2 separate regions of the Mus musculus genome follow, and region 1 is linked to region 2. The links are chromatin contacts, found by Hi-C or POLR2A ChIA-PET in ENCODE. All regions are on one chromosome and are shown on one strand. The core of a region is the stretch at or near the end of the contact, and the rest is flanking DNA. Distances in the headings are between cores, read along the strand shown. Region 1 holds the start of Nme9 (NME/NM23 family member 9). Region 2 holds the start of Esyt3 (extended synaptotagmin-like protein 3).

The links. A loop is a pair of places that touch in the nucleus more often than their neighbours do. ChIA-PET counts read pairs that join two places held with the same protein, here RNA polymerase II (POLR2A).
Region 1: a map of mouse embryonic stem cell shows a loop between it and region 2 (2.1-fold over the local background). The contact joins the promoter of Nme9 here to the promoter of Esyt3 in region 2. A Hi-C loop is called at or near these places in 1 of 37 maps with a recorded cell type or tissue (mouse embryonic stem cell). POLR2A ChIA-PET finds 5 or more read pairs at or near these places in 1 of 5 experiments (embryonic stem cell).

Annotation. Positions count from the first base shown.
Region 1 is chr9:99,454,640-99,457,580 of GRCm38, reverse strand. Nme9 (NME/NM23 family member 9) reads right to left here and starts at 1,338. Exons shown (of 10, transcript NM_001165957.1): 1 at 1,314-1,338. The coding sequence starts at 1,338.
Region 2 is chr9:99,357,121-99,359,820 of GRCm38, reverse strand. It overlaps Esyt3 (extended synaptotagmin-like protein 3), which reads left to right and starts at 1,291. Exons shown (of 23, transcript NM_177775.3): 1 at 1,291-1,770. The coding sequence starts at 1,432.

The DNA of each region.
Region 1 (2,941 bases), core at 89-2,588, 98 kb before region 2:
ACACCATCATATCAGGCCCAGACCTTTCGAGTGGGCTGGATCTCATGATGGGCTTCTAATAAGCACAATAGAGTATGGATCTGACTTCTAAGTTAACAAAGGCTGACTCACAGCGGTGGTCTCTCAGTGCCCAGTCTGGAGCAAGCAAGTTACCATGATGTGAGAAGCCTCACACAGAAACCAATGGCAAGAAATCACATCTTCGGCCAACAGCCAGTGAGGATGTGAACCCTGCTGGCAACCACTGAGTGAGCTCGATCCACCAACAGCCGTATAAAAAGAGCTCGGAAGCAAGCAAGCCTGCCTCGAAGCGAAAATCTATCCATGACACAGAAACAGCCTTGGTAAAGCCTCCGGGGCCAGAAGCACTCAGCTGGACTGCACTTCATCCAAGAACTGCAGGTACTGGAAGGTAGCCCGTGTTTAAGCCACTATTGCTTGGGTAAAGTGTTACCCAGCAGTGGTAACTGATACAAAGAAGATAGCTGTGGACAATGATTGTGCAGTCCCTGGTTGGTTCCAGTTAGTTCTCTGTGATGTCTAATTCTCCACCCTGGGAGTTCCAGGAAAGCCCATTTTCCCTTCAGAAACATTCTCCTTTTGTGCATCAGATTATTAAGGTTCTCTGTGCCTGGTCATGCAACTGAGTACAGCAATCAGCTCTAAACCAAGAGAAGAACCCTTGTACCTGACAGTACTGACTCATTCAATGAGCTGAGTTTACTGATGCCCAACTATATGAAGTACAATGGACGGTACCTGGTATTCTCAGGGACTCTGCTTCAAGACACCAGTGGGCAATAGAAGCTGGATGGGACTGGAGCTGATACAAGCATTTCAAGGACTGAGACAGCCAGTTTGATAACTGGTTTCTAAAAGAATAATGAGCAAGTGATACGCACAACGTAGGGAGGGCACGAAATTTTAAAATGATGTACTTATACTTTTGGAATTTTCCGTGGGACTCTGCAGGTAACTGAACGGGAGAGTGAAGACACAAAGAAGGTGGACCACTGTGCACACAGACACAAAGAAGTCAGCTGGTTCCTTTTCTGTTTGTACATTTTGAAACAGAGTCACGGTAGCCCAAGCTAGCCTCAGACTTGCCGTGTGGACCTTGAACTCTGGTCAGTCTGCTTCCAGCTCCCAAACGCTGGGGTTATAGGCATAAGCCACCATCCCTGGCTAATGTAGCCCTAGAGACTGAGACCCAGGCTTACAACAATACCACCCACAGTAGCCCCTTCTCCACATGCATCATTGAACGGTTTCGAAAAGAATGGCTTAGGGGAAGTGGCTTCATTTAGAATCACCAGTCAGTCCTTTAGAGCCGAGCATTTCTTCCCAAAGCTCCTGGGTGTTGATGTTGACCTGCGGCCAGAGAGGATCAAAAGCATTGTCAGTAGGGGCAGAGATGGCTCTCTCTCTCTCTGCAATATTCCCAAATGCAGTTCTAAATGACTTCTGTTGGCAATCTTCTTTCTTTCTCCCGCCCCCCATATGACAGGAAAAATAATTAACCTACAAAAAATGTGTGCCATCCTCAGACATTAAAAGTGTTGCATGTATTTGTGCAGGAATCATAGAGGAGGCTGCTTTGTGTTAAAAGAAGCAGCAGCATAGTACAGCTCCCTTTGTAGCTATGTTCAGTCAGTGTCAGAAATTATGGAGTTTTTCTCCATTCACTCACATTTTTCTTATTTATAAAGAGTCCTGATATATATATATATATATATATATATATATATATATATATATGTGTGTGTGTGTGTGTGTGTGTGTGTGTGTGTGTGTATACATATACATATACATATATATATATATGAGATATGGCATACAAGGGAAATGAATATTATTATCCCTCTCCTCTACTCCCTTATTATGTGTATATATGCTACACACACATATAAACATACACACACACATATATATATACATATACATATATATATAGCACATCTTTATTTTAAAGCATTTTTAAAATTACAAAACAATAACATGTACCTGAAAGTATGATATAGGGGATGGAGAGATGGCTCGACAGTTAAGAGCACTAGCTGCTCCTCCAGAGGTCCAGAGTTCAATTCCCAATAAACAACATGGCAGCTCACAACCAACTATGATGAGATCTGATGTCCTCTCTGACATGCAGCCATACACACAGAGCACCCATAAATAAATCTTTTTAAAAAGCAAGTTACCATATATAGAATATCTTGGGGGTGCTTTTTAGTTATCTGAAAGTAAACTATCAATCTGACATCCCATCACCCCTGAACAATGAATGCGGGGAGGGGGACTGGGAGATGGCTCAATAAAGGGCTTACTGTCCAAGTATGAGGACCTAAGTTTGGATCCTTGGCACCTATGTAAACAGTGGAGAATGGCTGTGTGTGTCTGGAGATAGAGACAGGAAGATCCCGGGAGCCCCTGGAGCTCACTGGCCAGTCCTTCTAGCTTGTTACATCTGGGCAGACAGGAAACTGAGACAAGTCTGGAAGTGGGTGCTGAGCTATAGAACCCTCAATGCCTATCCTGACTGGCTTATACGTGCCAAAGGTGTCCCGTGTCGTAAAGGCCCCAGAACCTACTATAATGCCACCATTGGCTTGAGGGCATGCGTTCAAATGCAGGGGCCTATGGGATGAAACGGGGAGATTCAGGTCCAGCTACAGGCCCTACTTCACAAGGAAGAGAAGCAACTGAGAAAGACATCCTGACTTCAACCTCTGGCAGACACATGCACTGGTACAGGTGTGTGCCTAAATGTGTGTGCGTGCACACACACACACACACACACACACACACACACACACACACACAGTAGAATCATGCTACAAAGTTTCTGGAACACTCTCTGTAGACCAGGCTGGCCTTGAACTCACAGAAATCTGCTTGCCTCTGCCTCCCAAGTGCCAGGATTAAAGGCGTGCGCCACCAC
Region 2 (2,700 bases), core at 42-2,541:
AGGAGGGGCTTTGTGGTTGATATCCCAGGGTAGCCTGAGAAGAAGATGACCAAGAGCAGAGGAAGGAGATTCAGGTATTCTGACCTCCGGCAGCATTCCCATTGTTGTAAAACCTTACTCTGATAAATAAGTTTTTGGAGATTTATTCTTAATTTAAAATTATATGTATGAATGTGGTATCCAAGACCATCCCCTGGAGCTGGAGTTATTTGAACTTGGCGAGCCTCTTGTATGTGCTGGGACCTGAATTAGTGTCCTCTGCTTGAGCAGTAAGAGTTCTAGCCGAGGAGCCATCTCTCCAACCCCTTGCAGCAAGTAATTTTATCCAGAGGAAGAGATAGGAAGCGGGGAAGGGTGCAAGAAAGAGAACACACTCATCTTTTGATTGTTCATGGGGCTAAGCCTTTCAACGATTGTGGAAAGAGAATGAAATTACCCCAAATCAGGCCTGTTCTCCTCTTGACTCTGTCTCACCATCCGTCCATTTCTGTGATCTCCTGTATAGGCGCCTACAATCTGTGCCATCCGCAAGGTGAGTCACTGTCTGAATTTACGGAGCCTTGCTTCTCTTGGTCTGATCGTTCGGCCTGGGCGACACGAAAGCAGAAGGCTCATAGATTCCGAAGCACCTCAAGGCTGGCTTCCTCTTTCTTTTTCCATTCGCAGGTCGCTTGCCCTCTCTGGGTGCACCAAGAGAGAGTAAATGACTATGAGTGAAGATGGCCGGTTTCCTGGACGCTCCCAGTCCCAGAAAGGAAAGGCACTGACCAACTCCCCTGCAGACAGGGTTTTTAAAATGACGCTGAGGATGGGAGTGGGGGTGGGGTAGAGAATGGTCCCTAAGCTCAGTTTGACTGTGCTGGGAGCTGGGTCCAGATGGCTTAAGTAACAAATAGTTTAAGAGAGAAAAGCAAGGCTTTAAGGACCAGCTGGGAGTGGTCCCAGACTTTGGGTCAGATCCAACGCAGTGCTGGCCTAGGACACCCCGCAAAAAGTCCAGATGATACTGTGTGTAAGGAACAGGTTTTAGGTGATGTTTACCCGTGTTGGGTTGATGTGAAGAGTAACGCTTAGCTCACCCCAAATGACAACTGCACCCCTTCTGTTGACATTTATGCCAGACAGTGGGATCCCAGGATGCCCTCAAGGCCTCATCGGGTTGACCCCGCCCCTTTTCACCTGGGCACGCCCCTGGTGGCGGAGACTTCCGGATTTCCCTGCCTGCCAGAGCTCCACCCCTCTGGCCTTATGCCCAGACTCCGCAGTCCGGAGCTGGTAGAACCCGAGCTCAGAGCTTGGAGAGGCTGGCGGAGCAGGAGCTGCGCGGCTGCGGAGTCCTCGTGCCTTGAGGACAGATGTGCGCCGGCATAGGGGGTGCACCAACCTGAGCTGGGGTGAAGCTTCTAGAGAGGACAAGCCGGCGACAGCGAGATGCAGCCGGAGGAGCCCTGCGCCCCGAGCGCGCCCGGCGGTCCTGACGTCCCGGAGAGAGGCCAGCGCTCGCGGGACCCCGGACCGCGCCTGTCGGGCCAGCTACTGCCCGAGCTCTACAGCTTCGTGGCGCGCGTCCTTTTCTACCTGGCACCGGTCTACCTGGCGGGCTACCTGGGGCTCAGCGTCACCTGGCTGCTGCTTGGCGCCCTGCTCTGGATGTGGTGGCGCCGGAACCGCCGCGGGAAGCTGGGGCGCTTGGAGGCCGCCTTCGAATTCCTGGAGCACGAGCGCGAGTTCATCAGCCGTGAGCTGCGGGGCCAGCATTTGCCAGCCTGGGTAAGCCGGGCCCGGCGGAGGGCTGTGGGTTTCCGAGGGGGGAGCTGGGGCGTACTCCCGGGTCTTCACGCAAGGGCCGGGCTTCAGAGAAGAGTCGGAGGTGGGACACACCCAGGATCAAAACTGGGCGTCCAGGACTCCGCAAAGTTGCTCGCGTAGGAAACAGGGCGCTTCTTCCACCCGCCTGTTGATTTAAGAACTAGCGAAGGGCGTGACACGTATATAGACACATACAGCAGTGACAGGAGCACAGGGCTCTGGTCGCCTTCAGCCGAGAGCTGGCAGGAGTGCTCCGCAGAGCAAGCCGGGATACTGCGTGGACCACTGTCCTCTCCCTTCTTATGCCATGGGCTTGAGCGGGCCGTGTGCACACTCGTAGTCCAGAGACAAACCCGCTTCCTGGTGGCGGTTGGCATGGCTATGGTTTCTCAAATGCATCTGGTCCTGAGAACCCCACCTGGTTCACGTAAAAACAAAATCTGTACCCCCAGCTTAATTCCTCGGGTGGGGAACAAGGACGTTTAGGATTGGATGTTTCGCAAACATTGACCAAAGGAGTCCGTTTCAGAGGGTTAGTGTGTGACAGATCTGCCCCCTGGAGCTGGAGGCTTCTGCTTCCCTGAGTATCTTGTATCTCAGACTCCCAGGGGAGATATGCGGAGGCCCCCCCAGACTCCTAATTTCGGCTGGCTTGAATGTTTTGCGTGTGGCCTGAACTCTAAAACGCAGCTGAATCTATGAGCATCACACCTGTCTGTGATTGAGAAGAGAACGTTAGCATGGCTTATTAATCTCATTTGGAAATTAAGTCTTGCCTGTATGTAGTTTGTTAAGGCCATTGCAGCAAAGTACCACAGATGTGGTGGTTTGGACAACAGAAACTTAGTATCCTGTAGGTGATTAGTTCAAGATCACCATATCTAGGGGTCC